Regions from separate parts of the Homo sapiens genome. Here region 2 is linked to region 1. Evidence: chromatin loops called from intact Hi-C (ENCODE). Cell type or tissue: heart right ventricle. All regions are shown on one strand. Links, peaks and the distances in the headings refer to the core of each region. The heading gives the core; the rest is flanking DNA.

Region 1 (6,760 bases), core at 1,047-6,046:
TTGATCATGCATTGAGGTATCATCCTATGGGTGGGTGGGGAGCAGGGCACACTCGGAGCTCTGCACCTGTGGAAAGCACTCCCTGCCCCCCAAAACTGCTGCGTTCTCCACAAAGATAGCTTTATGAAGTAGACTCTTCCAGGGCTCTCCCTTGACACCCCCGTAAGGCTGTCCATCTGCATATTGAAGAATCCCTACAACAAACTTTCATTCCCAAACTCCAGGCCCTTTGACCCTTCTCTTAATAATATGCACATGTCATTAACATGACAGATCCTATCCCCTTCAGGGGGCCCTGGAGCTGGGGAGCATCTTCAACTGTGTACTTCATACTCCTTAAATAGGATTTTCAGGATATATAAGCTGTTGTTGGCTGGGAGATGACAGCAGGGTTTCTCCCAAAAGCTAAATATATGTAAACACCTCTTTTAAAGGTCCCTAAAAGGTCCACTTGACTTTCCATCCTGTCCCTTTTGTGAAGGAACACACCTTCAAAGCCTGAGGAATGTCATCCCTCCACCCTCAACAAGAGATGCCAAAATGCTTTCACACTGCCAGAGCGAAGCAAAAACCTACCACAGGGAGCAGTTAACCTAATGGAATGTGCTAACAGCAAAATTATTCCATCGCCCTCAACCCAGGGAAACAAGGTCCGAACCCATTTCTAGGCACCTGAACTTGCAGCTTCTCTGAAGAAATGAGGCCCGACTACCTACAGAATCTTGGGGAGGATTTTATTCTGGATGCTTCCCTGGCTTCTCCCTAGACAAGCCCACACCCAGAGAGCTTTAGGGAGGCCAATGCCCTTACTGCCTGCGAGGGGGTTAGATTTATTTATTTATTGTTGTTGTTTTGTTTTGTTTTGAGACAGAGTCTAGCTCTGTCGCCCAGGCTGGAGTGCAGTGGTGGGATCTCGGCTCACTGCAACCTCCGCCTCCGGGGTTCAAGCGATTCTCCTGCCTCAGCCTCCCAAGTAGCTGGGAGTCCAGGCCCATGCCACCATGCCTGGCTAATTTTTGTATTTTTCTAGAGATGGGGTTTCGCCATATTGACCAGGCTGGTCTCAAACTCCTGACCTCAAGTGATCCACCCGCCTCGGCCTCCCAAAGTGCTGGGATTACAGGCGTGAGCCACCCTGCCAGGCCAATTGTTATATTAATTTGAAAACTGCTCCTTTTGGCTCCTTGCAGAGACCTGAATGAAGAATAAAGAGCAAAGCCAGTACCACAGTGCCTCTGAGATGTAATATTTGTCATTCATCAGAAGGAATAGAGTGGGGGGCGGTCAGTGGAATTCTGGTCCCTGGCATTTGTGCAGGACCTGCCACCTTTGCACTCATTATTTCCTGAGAGGCCAACAGCATCTCAAAAGGAAAAGAGAGATTTTCCCTCTCTTGCCATCTCAGGTGCTCTGAGTCACTCAATGAGGTTTCCAGAGCTCAGATTCATGTGGTCTAACACCAAGACAATGTTCTTTCCAGGCTTGCTTGGGAAGGAGCACAGGTCTGTACACAGCTTGGCTGACCCTCCCACACTGCAGCATGGTGGAGCCCTTGGCTGCCTGTGCTGTAGAGTTTCAGCCTGGGTCTCCAAGCCCACCACAGGGAGCCTTGTGAAGCAGGTTAAACTGTGGTGAGAAAAAGCAAAGACTGAAGAGAGGGAAGAATTGGGGGGCGGGGTGGGGGTAGGGGGTTGGAGGGCTTTTTTTCCGATTGCCAGAGACTGACACAGGACATAGGACTTTCCAGTTTTGTTTTTGCTTTTGTTTTTGTTTGAGATGGAGTCTCGCTCTGTCGCTCAGCCTGGAATGCAGTGGCGCGATCTCAGTTCACTGCAACCTCCGCCTCTTGGGTTCAAGCAATTCTCCTGCCTCAGCCTCCTGAGTAGCTGGGGTTACAGGCGCCCGCCACCATCCCCGGCTAATTATTATATTATTAGTAGAGACGGAGTTTCACCATGTTGGCCAGGCTGGTCTGGAACTCCTGACCTCAGGTGATCCACCCGCTTCGGCCTCCCAAAGTCCTGGGATTACAGGCGTGAGCTACCACCACCAGCCTGACATTCCATTTTAAAACCAGGACAGTCATGGGCAAACTGGGACAAGTCAGTCACCATAGGTAAAGAGAAAAAAGAAACAACATCCCTGCAAAGAGACTCCTACCCCTCAAATGAAGACACTGTGGAGAGAGCACTTGAATGTCAGCTAACATCTTATCATATATGCATTTCATGGCAATTTCCACTCCAGTTAGCCAGGCCTCAGCATCCCATGCCTCCAGTAAAGCTGGGGCTTGATGTGCACTTGGGCTAAAAGCTGTTTCTTTTCTCCAACATTTGCACCTTGTGGCTCATCACGGTGGGCAAGTCCTCACGTCGCTGCCCAGCCGGCAGGACCAGTTGCCATAAGCGAGAAGGCCGCCTCCACACAGTTGGCGTGAGCTGCAGCAGGAAACTGACGTGCACATTTGTTACCCAGAGGAATTATCAAGTGAGGTAACACTCCAGGGAAAATAACCTCCCAGAAGTGTTCAACAGAATGTACTCACAGCCATCCCCGAAGTTTATAGTTGAATCCATCCAAGAAAACCTCAGGGTTCATCATTTTAATGAGATGTTTGAGGGAGAGGGCTGCCGGTAGAAAGACGATTTTCCCTCAAAACAGACTATAAAATATTATTTCAGCAAATTCAGAAGAAGGACCAACTTGGAATGAAAACGATATTTCTTTTGAAACCCAAACATAATTAAGCTATTTATAATAATAAACTCAGGTCTCAATTCTGCCCTCTTTACCAACAAAGATGCATCTAACTAAAGCTTCCTTGGTTTCAAATCTCTAGTTTAAATTCCTTGTTCTTCTTGGCTTTATGCCAAAGAAAAGTGGCTAAACCAACCCAAGCAAAAACTCAGGGTGTTACATGTCTGTTGCCATATTCTATTTCATTCAAGTAACCAAATTAAAAACCAGATTAATCATAGTTTTCCATAGTTCCAGATGAGACAAGCCTGTGTAACCAGTTTGTCTGCACACATTGAGTCTCTCTATCTGGCTTTGAACAATCAGTCAAGTCTTTTCATTGGTTGTCATTATTTAACAAACATTATGAAGCAGCTATTATGAGCATAGCCGTGTTCTAGGTAGAGGGGAGCACCCAGAGGTATGCTAATTGTCTTTAAAGGAGTTTCCCACCTGGGGAAACCCACTTAGAGATGAATCCAGAAAGCAAAACAGTGGAATGGGTGGGCCGTGCTGGACAAGGGCTGAATGTGTCAATATCGAGGGCAATGAGGGTTCTTAAAAGATTGCCCCATCTTCAAGTGCTAGCACCTCCCTCCTATACGTCATTTGGTCCTTATGAGAACCTGGTGAGGTGGTGATTATTCTTGTTGTTTTAGAGAGAGACAGTGAGATTCAGAGGGAAGTGACTGACCCTCAGCCATGGAGTTGGTGAATTGCAGAGCCAAGATATGCCCCAGGGCTCCTATCTGAGTCTCTTCCCTGCTGTTGTAATAGAATGACACGGACTGGGTAATTTATAAAGGAAAGAAATTTATTTATTTTTATTTTTTATTTTTATTTTTATTTCTTTTTTTGGGACGGAGTTTCGCTCTTGTTGCCTAGGCTGGAGTGCAATGGCGCGATCTCAGCTCGCCGCAACCTCCGCCTCCCGGTTTCAAGCGATTCTCCTGCCTCAGCCTCCTGAGTAGCTGGGATTACAGGCATGCACCATCACTCCCAGCTAATTTTGTAGTTTTAGTAGAGACGGGGTTTCTCCATGTTGGTCAGGCTGGTCATGAATTCCCGACCACAGGTGATCCACCTGTCTCAGCCTCCCAAAGTGGTAGGATTACAGGCGTGAGCCACCGCGCCCGGCCAAGAAATTTATTTCTTACAGTTCTGGAGACTGAGAAATCCAAGGTCGGGAGACCTGCACCTGGCAAGGGCCTTCTTACTGTGTCACTCCATAGCTTGAGGTGGAAGAGGAAGAGGATGCAAGAGAGAGAGAGAGAGAAAGGCTGCTTAACTCGCTTTCATAATAAGCCCACTCACTCCTGAGGTTGTAACCACCCAGTGGGTTCACCTTGTCTGCTGTTTAGACACAGCCAATTTATAAAGACAGGGAAATTGCAATAGAGAAAGAGTAATTCATGCAGAGCCAGCTGTGCGGGAGACCAGAGCTTTCTTATTACTCAAATCAGTCTCCTCAAGCATTTGGGGATCAGAGTTTTTAAGGACAACTTGGTGAGTGTGGGGAATTCAGTGAGCCAGGAGTGCTAATTGGTCAGAGATGAAATCATAGGGAGTCGAAGCTATCATCTTGTGCTGAGTCAGTTCCTAGGTGGGGGCCACAGGATCAGATGAGCCAGTTTATCAATCTGGGTGGTGCCAGCTGATCATCAAGTGCAGGGTCTGCAGAATATCTCAAGCACTGATCTTAGGAGCAGTTTAGGGAGGGTCGGAATCTTGTAGCCTCCAGCTGCATGGCTCCTAAACCATAATTTCTAATCTTGTGGCTGGTGTTAGTCCCACAAAGGCAGTCTAGTCCCCAGGCAAGAAGGAGGTTTGTTTTGGGAAAGGGCTAATCTACAAACTAAGTTCCTCCCAAAGTTAGTTCAGCCTACGCCCAGCAAAGAACAAGGACAGCTTGGAGGTTAGAAACAAGATGGAGTTGGTTAGGTCAGCTCTTTCACTGTCTCAGTTACAATTTTGTAATGGCGGTTTCAAGGTCACTAATCCACTCCCCCAGTAAGCACATTAATCCATTTGAGAGGGCGGAGCCCTCATGATCTGATCATCTCTTATTAGTACCCACCTCCCAACACTATTGCATTGGGGATTAAATTTCCATCATATGAACTTGACAGGGCACATCTTCCAACCAGAGGGTGTTGACAGACACTGCAGTCTTGCAGCCACCTTTAAAGCTGCAGCCATTGCAAAGGACCAATGACTCTGGATCCTCAAAGTTGACAGGGAGCCCCAGAGATCACTGACTTCAGCCCATTCTACTTATAGACAAGGAAACTGAGCAACAAGAAGTTACTTTCCTATTTCAAGGTTGAAAATAGTCAATAACTGATCTAAGACCCAATCCAGGGGCTTCTTCCAAACTAAGTGTTTCTGTGACTCAGGATTGCCTCCCAGTGAACCTGGAACAACATTTTTCCAGTGGAGGGACTGCTCTTTTGTCCTCTCTCAGGAAGATGGCTGAAGATAGCCTGAGCCACAAAACAAGAACACACAAAATTCAACTGATGTCAAGCTTTGTGAAAGAGTGGGCCTGTTTCCCCCACCCTACCTCAAAGGTCTGCTGAGAATCTCAGGCCCACTGGAATGCAGAGAAAAGTTGATTTTGTGTTGCCTCTTCCGAGCAAATCCCATTGCAAATTGTCTGTAGCTATCAGAGGAGTTTGTGCTGTGTGTGCTCTCCAAACGTGCATTGTACCAATAGGTCTGTGTGCTTCGACCATAAAAAGGCTCTGTTACCTCTCCTGGTCAAAGGTTTCAGGATGAATGTCTTGTAGCTTGATACACCAATATCAAAAGAGATCAGGTAACCCTGGTCAGTGGCCTATGAAGAGATTTCCTTTACAAGTAAGGAAAACTAATAAACCATTGTAGAAGGCGTAGATGTTCTGCGGCACTCAAATTCCTAGGCTCCGTCTTAAAATAGGCTTCAAAGCTCACATTCATTTGTTTCCAAGGTACCCGTTTTCAGGTTTTGTAAGGCCTCTTTTGAGGAACAAAAGTCTGCAAAGTTCTTGTTAAACTCAGGCTTGTGAATTTGTTCTACCGGTAAATGTTTTTTTCTAAAGGTTCTTTGCCCTGGTAACATACTGAGGAAATAGAGAGAGGAAAGACCCCATCAACATCAAATCATATTATTGAGCAGGCTTAAACCACACCTGTCACATGCCAGACACTATTCTATGTGCTGTATATAAATCAATTGAAGGCGGGGTGCAGTGGCTTGTGTCTGTCATCCCAGCACTTTGGGAGGCAAAGGTAGGAGGATCACTTGAAGTCAGGAGTTCGAGACCAGCCTGGGCAACACAGTAAAACCCCATTCCACTAAAAATGGAAAAAATTTGTTGGGTATGGTAGTATGCGCCTGTAGTCTCAGCTACTTGGGAGGCTGATGTGGGAGAAACGCCTGAGCCCAGGAGGTCGAGGCTGCAGTGAGCCGAGATCAGGCCACTGCACTCCAATCTGGGCAATCAGAGTGAGACCATTTTAAAACATATTAATAATAATGATGCCAACCCGCTAATAATCCCAGTGTTATCCCCTCGTTGTACCAGTTGGGGAGCTGCACAACCCAGAGCCTGTGAGTTTGGGAATCAAATTCAAGCCCAGGGAGTCTTTAACTTTTTTTTTTTTTCTTTGAGATGGAGTTTTACTCTTGTTGCCCAGGCTGGCGTGCAATGGCATGATCTTGGCTCACCGCAACTTCTGCCTTCCGGGTTCAAGCAATTCTCCTGCCTCAGCCTCCTGAGTAGCTGGGATTACAGGCATGAGCCACCACACCTGGCTAATTTTGTATTTTTAGTAGAGACGGGGTTTCTCCATGTTGGTCAGGCTGGTCTTGAACTCCCAACCTCAGGTGATCTCCCTGCCTCGGCCTCCCAAAGTGCTGAGATTACAGGCGTGAGCCACCGCACCCGGCCAAACCCAGGGAGTCTTAACTTCAGATTCATACTCTTTGTTTTGAGACGGAGTTTTGCTCTGTCACCCAGGGTGCAGTGCAATGGCGCGCTCT
Region 2 (6,760 bases), core at 654-5,653, 250 kb before region 1:
GGAGGCGAGCCACCCACCACTTTCTTAGGCACTATTGTCCTGAGCTGGGGGATTGTGACGTGGGCTCCCGGTCTACACAATGCCGCACCTCCTGCAATGGGCCATTCATCGGCCCCAAGGTTCCCTGATGGGAGGGAGCCCATTGACCCCGGGATAATAGATGAAAGTGTTTTCTCACTTGCCTTCCCCTCCTGACCCCTTGCCACCATTTTTCATGCACTGTCTCCTCTTCAGCCAGACGGAGGAATTCTTCCTCTGATGATGAAGGCCCAATGACCCTCTCCCGCATCCCGTAAGCTGGCTGCTTGCGGAGGATTGCCCAAAGGGGTCCCTGCATAATGCAACTAAACCAAGCAAGGGTCACTTCCTTTCCACCCCCGCTTCTACGTGTGCACACATCAACTCACACCCCAAAGCACAGGAGCAGTGCTTGTAAAAAATTCAAATTAGTGCATTTATTCATTTGCTTGTTTGTTTGCTTGTCCAGTGTGTTTGACCTCTTGGTGAATCCACCCAAGACAAAATGAGTTCCCAATTCAATGCCCAAAGTCTTCCCCATCCCCACTGTCTTCTCAAAAGGGCCAGGTCACCAAGCACATGGGGGCAGCAGAGCAAGTTGCAAAGTCTATCCAGTGGATGGCACAACTGCAAGGACCATGGATCATCCAGCAAAGCCCAGGTACTCAGTGGAGAGCCACCTGGGAGATGGGACTGACCAAGGCCACTGACCAGTTAGTGGCTCCCCTGCAACCAGCACCCAGCTCCCCAGCTCCATGCCAGGGCTCCGACCCCTTCAAAATGCCTCCAGAGGAGGTACATTCTCATTAGCAGTGACAAGCAGACAACAATCTGGCCTTGACAAGCGTGTTTTATTATGTCTGAAAATCTATGAACTGCCATATATTTCTTTTTGCAGCCCATAAGTGGCAGGTAATGGTACTTGGAAAGGAGCAAGCTGATCAGAACTCAGCTGAGGGAAAGGGAAAGATGGCCAGGCCTGGGGTCTGGGGTGACTTTGGGTTCTTGAGCCGCTGAAGGATCCTGGTGTGAGAAGGTGGCCCTCTGTGTGCCTCTTGCTGCTTCTTCACCTCGTGTGCATGGGCTGCAGGTGGGGGGATGGCCAGAGGCAGGGCTGGGGACCCTGATGCTTGACTATCTGGGAGTGCTCAGGGACCTGCAGTCTGTGTGTAGGGTCTCAGCACCAAGGCCAAGCTCGGGGCAGACCCTCACCATCTTAGAGAGGGACTGTGGAGGACCAGCATCGGGAGCGCACCCCGGCTCCCAGGGATGATTCCACAGAGAAGTTAATGGACCTTGGGCATCGGGCCTCTGATAGCGTGGGGTCTTTCCAAGGCCCTGTGTCAGGCAGCATTCTTCTGTGAAACAGATGCAACAAGATGCGTGTGCGTGCAGAGAAAAAGAGAGAGAGAGACAGAGAGAAAAAGAGAGAGAGAGATTATCAGAGAGTGAGGGAGAAAAAGAGAGATGGAGAGAGAGGCAGAGAAACAGAGAGAGAGACACACACAGAGCACAGAGAGAGATGACCATACAGAAAGACAGAGATGGAGAGAGGGAGAGAGATAAAGATGGAGAGAGAAAGAGAGACAGAGACACAGAGAGAAAGAGAAGGAGGCAGAGGGACAGAGAAAAAGAGACAGACAGGGAGAAAGAGAGAGACATAGAGAAAAAGAGACAGACAGAAAGAGATTTTAAGCAACTGGCCCATATGACTGTGGAGGCTTGGGAGTACAAACTCCGCAGGGTGTGGCAGCAGGCTGGAGACCCACAGAAGAGTTGCAGTTCAAGTCTGAAGGCTGCCTGCTGGCAGAGCTTCTTCCTCCTCGGGAGTGGCCAGGCCTTCAGCTAATTGGGTGAGGTCCACCCACATTATGGAGGGCAATCTGCATTACTCAGAGTTCACCAATTTAAATGTTAATCTCATTCACAAAACACCTTCACAGGAAAAGCCAGAATAATGGTTGACCAAATATCTGGGCACTGTGGCCCAGCCAAGTTGACACATACAATTAACCAGCACAGCTCTTACCTAGTTGGGCATTTATAAATTATGTTCTACCTTTTTTTTTCTTTTTTAAGAAAAAACTCCCCAAATGCAAAAGCTTCAGGCCCTACAAAGCCTCTTCACACAGCAATGTCCAGGCCTTGCTAGGGTTAGAATCCAAGGCCCCTGCCTGCCTTGGATGCTCTGCCCAGGCCTTCACAGGAGGATCCCAGAGCTTCAGGGACCAGATATGGAGAGGGATGCCCAGAAACAGCCTGGCTGCTCGGGAGGGGCTGAATGCTTATGCCCCTACTCCCCCAAGATAGCCATTGCCATGAGAAAATCCACTTTCCTGCAAGGGAAATTGTGTGAGAATTCCTATCATCTCCCAGAATATTTCTAATGAACAATCTGAAGCCCAGAGAGGCAGGCTGAGGGTAGAATAATCCAAGGCTGTTTAGCCATCCAGGTTCTTACCAACTTAGAGATGCTGTCAGATCTCGTTGTTAGAAGGGAAGTCCCTGGGCAAGCAGGGGCAAGTGCAGCAGGCCTGATGTGACACCTGTGCCGTGGAGCTGCCAGCCAGTGCCTGGCGAGGGCAACCTTTGCTCCAGGGATCCTGTAAGGACAGACACACCCACAGAAGGAGCTGCCTGGTGAGCCAGCGTCTGAGGTGGGAGTGCACTGGCTGGTCTGCCTCTTGGGGACGGAGCGAGTGAAGGTATTTCAGCGAGTGGCACCTGGAAAGACTTGTGTGGGCACACTTCCAACACCCTGCAAGGCCCACAGAGACTTTTCCATGCTACTCTGGGCCCAAAGAGGAAAAGTGACCTCACCCTGATCAGAGCTGGCGGCTGGGGCATACATTGGTTGCTTACTCGATAGTCATTCCCTGCCAATGCCTTGCTGACAGGAGCCCAACTCCATTCAGTGTTCACAGGAAGAGGGTCCTGGCCCAGGGCCAAATGACAATTGGTCTAATCCCTCACAGTGAGCCCATCCTTCTTTGCCAGTGATTGGTTTGGGGCTGGGCACGAGACTCGGTTCTAGTCAGTATGACGTAAGTTTCCCTGGGGAACTCTGGCCGAGGGTTTCAGGAACACATCCTACCCCGGTGATAGATGAGATGATTGTTCAGAGAGTATTGATGCTCCTATTCCCCTCCCCTCCCCTCAGGGTATGATGCACATGCCAGCCCACCATCATGTCCTATTGGCCAAGCAAGGCATCTGCCCAGACATGGGCAGATGCCTTGCTTGGCCAATAGCATGTGAGCAGACATGAAACAGACTTTCGATGTTCTCACAGGCTTGGTCTTACCATTTGCTCCCTGAATCTGTCATGCAATCAACATGCTGGGTTGCTGGTGAGTACAAGAAAATTAGGATGACTGCGGAACAGACCTGAACCTACCTGAAGCCTCAGAGACGAGCTCAGCCTCGCCTCAGCCTGAAGCAGAACAGTCCTGGCTGACCCACAGGTAGACTGCAGAGAAAGAAAAATAAATGGTCTGTTGCATTTGTTATAGGTCACTGAGTTTGGGGTGGTTTGTTACTCAGTGCTTTCATGACAGCAGCTCACTGATACACACCCTCCTGCTGTTCAGTGAAGCTGTGTGGGTGTGGAGCTTGAAGCTACGCAGCCATCTCCCAACCACACTGGAAAGCCAGCGGAATCACAGAGAAGTAACCACGGAGATGCTAAACTGACATCCCTAGAGGTCAGGTTCCATCTCTGCAGAGTGACATCTCAAATTTGCCAACACAGAGACGGCCTCTTTGCCTCGTGGAGGAAATGTTTTCCCCTGTTTCTGTCCACGGGTGCCACTGCCTTCCTATCACCAACCTCCTCGACATGTGGCCTCTCATGAATTCTAAAAGCCTCTTTAAAGTGTGCATTCATTTGTCTGTCATTTATTCACTGGGTCTTTGCTGAACTGGGCTTTTAGAGCAATTAAGCACAGTCTCTTCCCTCTAGGGGTGTTCTTTTGGGGAACAATGGTGGTTTTGCTGTGGCTGAAGCAAGTCTCTGGCACGGCCTGAGGGAAGGAGGCATCCAGATGAGGCAGAGCTGTCCCTGGAGTTAGGCTGTGGAGGGCCGGGAAAGTCAGGCCCAGGGGATAAGGCCAGAGCTGATGGGCAGTGAGAGGCTGTCAGAGGCTGAGTCAAGGGGAAGGGTCTCTCTAGCCATGAAAGTGGTTTCTGTATGTGACCAGGACTGAGTGACAGTGTGAAGAAAATGTGGCTGGGTGGGGTGAGAGAGAGAGATCCTAATATTGCATAATACTGCATATTTTTCTCTGGGTCACATAGTTATCCAGCAATATAAATAATCCACTATACCCAACAAACAACAAAACACCTCATCCAACATGCTTTATAAAGCTGCCTCTAGAAACTCCATAAATGTATGAGGCAGAACTCTGCAGATAGATGAAAACCACGCCCTGCCAGAAGATGAGTGAGCTGAACATTCATTGAACAACCCTCTCATGATGTCCTAGAGAGGTGAGACAAGTGTAAAAGAACATCCAGCTTCACAGACTCATGACCAGATAGAGGAAATCAATATGCTCCCTCTGCTATCATAGAATCACAGAATGCTGTAGACTGAAGGGCAGAAACCATAGACATTTAGCCCCTACGGTTCTGAAGGCTGCGGGGATGGTGGCGGGGGCAGGGAGGGAGGGAGATATCTTGCACCTCTTTCTCTTTTTATAAGGCCATTAGTCCCATCATGACCTAATCTAACCCTAATTTCTTCCAAAGGCCCCACCTCCAAATACTATTACACAGAGGTTTAGGGCTTCAACATGAATTCTGAGGGGGCACATTCAGTCCATAGCATGAGGCCCACCAGAAACAGCTGGGACCTGCCCAAAGCCACAGGAAGCTGTTGGCTACTCGACCATCTCCCAGTTCCCAACGTGGTGGAGTTTGACATGTACTTCAACACAAGGTTTCTCAATCTCAGCGCGATTGACTTTTGGGCCAGATCCTTCCATGCCGTGCGGGCTGCCCTGTGCATTTTAGGAGGTACAGCAGCATCCCTGGCCTCCATCCATGAGACACTAGTAGCACCACCCTCACCACCAAGTCACGATGATCAAAAATGTCCCCTGACATTGATAAATGTTTCCAGGGGGCAAAATTACCCTCAGTTGAGAACTACTGGACTAACTTCTGGATTAAATTCAAGGAAAACTCAATTGAACTGCTTGATAGCAGTTCAAGACTCAAGCCAAATGTGGTCTTTTTTTCTGTACAGCTTCCCCCAACTCTCTTTCCCAGGTCAGAGTAGTTGACCTTATATCTTACGACCTCCTCTGACCTTATGTCCATCATAGATAGGATTGATCCTGTCACATCCTTACAATTCTTTAGTGTTTTATGTGCCACAATAAACTGTAGGCTCTTTGAGGACAGGATTGTGATTTTTTTTTTTTTTTTGAGATGGAGTCTGGCTCTGTCACCTAGGCTGGTGTACAGTGGTGCAATCTCTGCTCACTGCAACCTCTGCCTCCCAGGTTCAAGCGATTCTTCTGACTCAGCCTCCCAAGTAGCTGGGATTACAGGTGTGTGCCACCACGCCTGGCTAATTTTTGTACTTTTGGTAGAGATGAGATTTCACCCTGTTGGCCAGGCTGGTCTTGAACTCCTGACCTCAAGTGATCCACCCGCCTCGGCTTCCCAAAGTGCTGGGATTACAGGCATGAACCACCACACCTAGCTGTGAATTATTTCTTTCTTTATTTTATTTTATTTTTTTTTTGGTATCATAATATTTATTCTTATATGTATCGAAACTCATACTGAACAATGTGCTCTGGGTTGCAAAACAGGGTTTATTTCTCGAACTTATCTGTAAGTCTGGTTGTGGATTATTTCTCTTTGGAATCCTCAGTGCATGGAACAGCACCTGGAACACGAGGAAGGTGTGAGCGGGTGGATTCATTCCACACCCTCAAGACCCTCCTAGCCTGGACACAGTATGTTTTCATTTCATGCCGCCTGACCCCATAGTCTCCCAAAGGCCCGACCCACCAGCCATCCCTGAAGGCCTACCATTCACCAAATATGCCTTGGCCTTGCCCAGTCTACATCTTGCTAGTACCTTCCTTTTCTTGAAATTTCCTTCATACTCACTTCACCCTGTCCAATTCCTAAAATCCTCACATTCTCCAAGGCCCATCTCCAGTGCCTCTTCTCCTAGGAAGAATTTTCCAAACCTTCTAATTAAAAATAATCAACCATCCATGCCTCCCCCATTACCCCAGCCCCTGCTCTCAAAGTGCTTTTTAATTCTGTTATAACCATTTCCGGATACATTCTGTGTCCCTTACTAGACAGCGAACTCCCCAAAGGCAAGAACTGTCATGATCTATTTCCATATCTTCCACGGAGCCTAGCAGAGGCCTGGCACACAACAAACATCACTCAAATCTAATTCAGGTCTCCGAGAGAGGCCAGGCCAGCGGGCGATGGTAAACGTGTGCCTGACTGATTCCTCCTTCAGTGCCTTCAAGAGAAAGATAGTCATTACTGGAAAACATGGTTCATAATACTGTTTGCAAAAGGAAACTGCCCTACAAAATCATTATTCTTGATGAAAAAATGGGTCTGTTTTTTTTCTTGAGAATAGATATCAATCCTAAGTGAAGGATTTAGCCAGAAGGTGAGAGGGAGTCCTCTGAGGCCTGTTAGACCAACACTGGGGCCACACAAGACTACATATGTCCAAGGAGACACAATCTTCAGT

What was found. A loop is a pair of places that touch in the nucleus more often than their neighbours do. Peaks named below come from ENCODE experiments on the same cell type or tissue, not always from the same donor. Only the 100,000 strongest peaks of a DNase experiment are listed, where the experiment ranks them.
Region 2: a loop joins it to region 1, with 2.3 times the contacts of the local background. A loop is called at or near these places in 23 of 110 quality-filtered maps.

Annotation. Positions count from the first base shown.
Region 1 is chr2:15,952,085-15,958,844 of GRCh38, reverse strand. No RefSeq gene overlaps it. Among named protein-coding and RNA genes, the nearest start is that of MYCNOS, 14 kb to the right of the region's middle. In heart right ventricle, for the core only: no CTCF peak of the experiment used is centred there; no DNase peak of the experiment used is centred there.
Region 2 is chr2:16,198,317-16,205,076 of GRCh38, reverse strand. LOC105373443 (a long non-coding RNA gene) reads left to right here and starts at 123. Exons shown (of 3, transcript XR_939751.2): 1 at 123-292; 2 at 580-679; 3 at 3,311-3,531. LOC124908049 (a long non-coding RNA gene) reads right to left here and starts at 2,767. Exons shown (of 2, transcript XR_007088649.1): 1 at 2,480-2,767; 2 at 851-1,376. It also overlaps the pseudogene LOC124900535. RefSeq lists enhancers at 1,275-1,894, 2,663-3,164. In heart right ventricle, for the core only: no CTCF peak of the experiment used is centred there; a DNase peak (open chromatin) is centred at 2,810.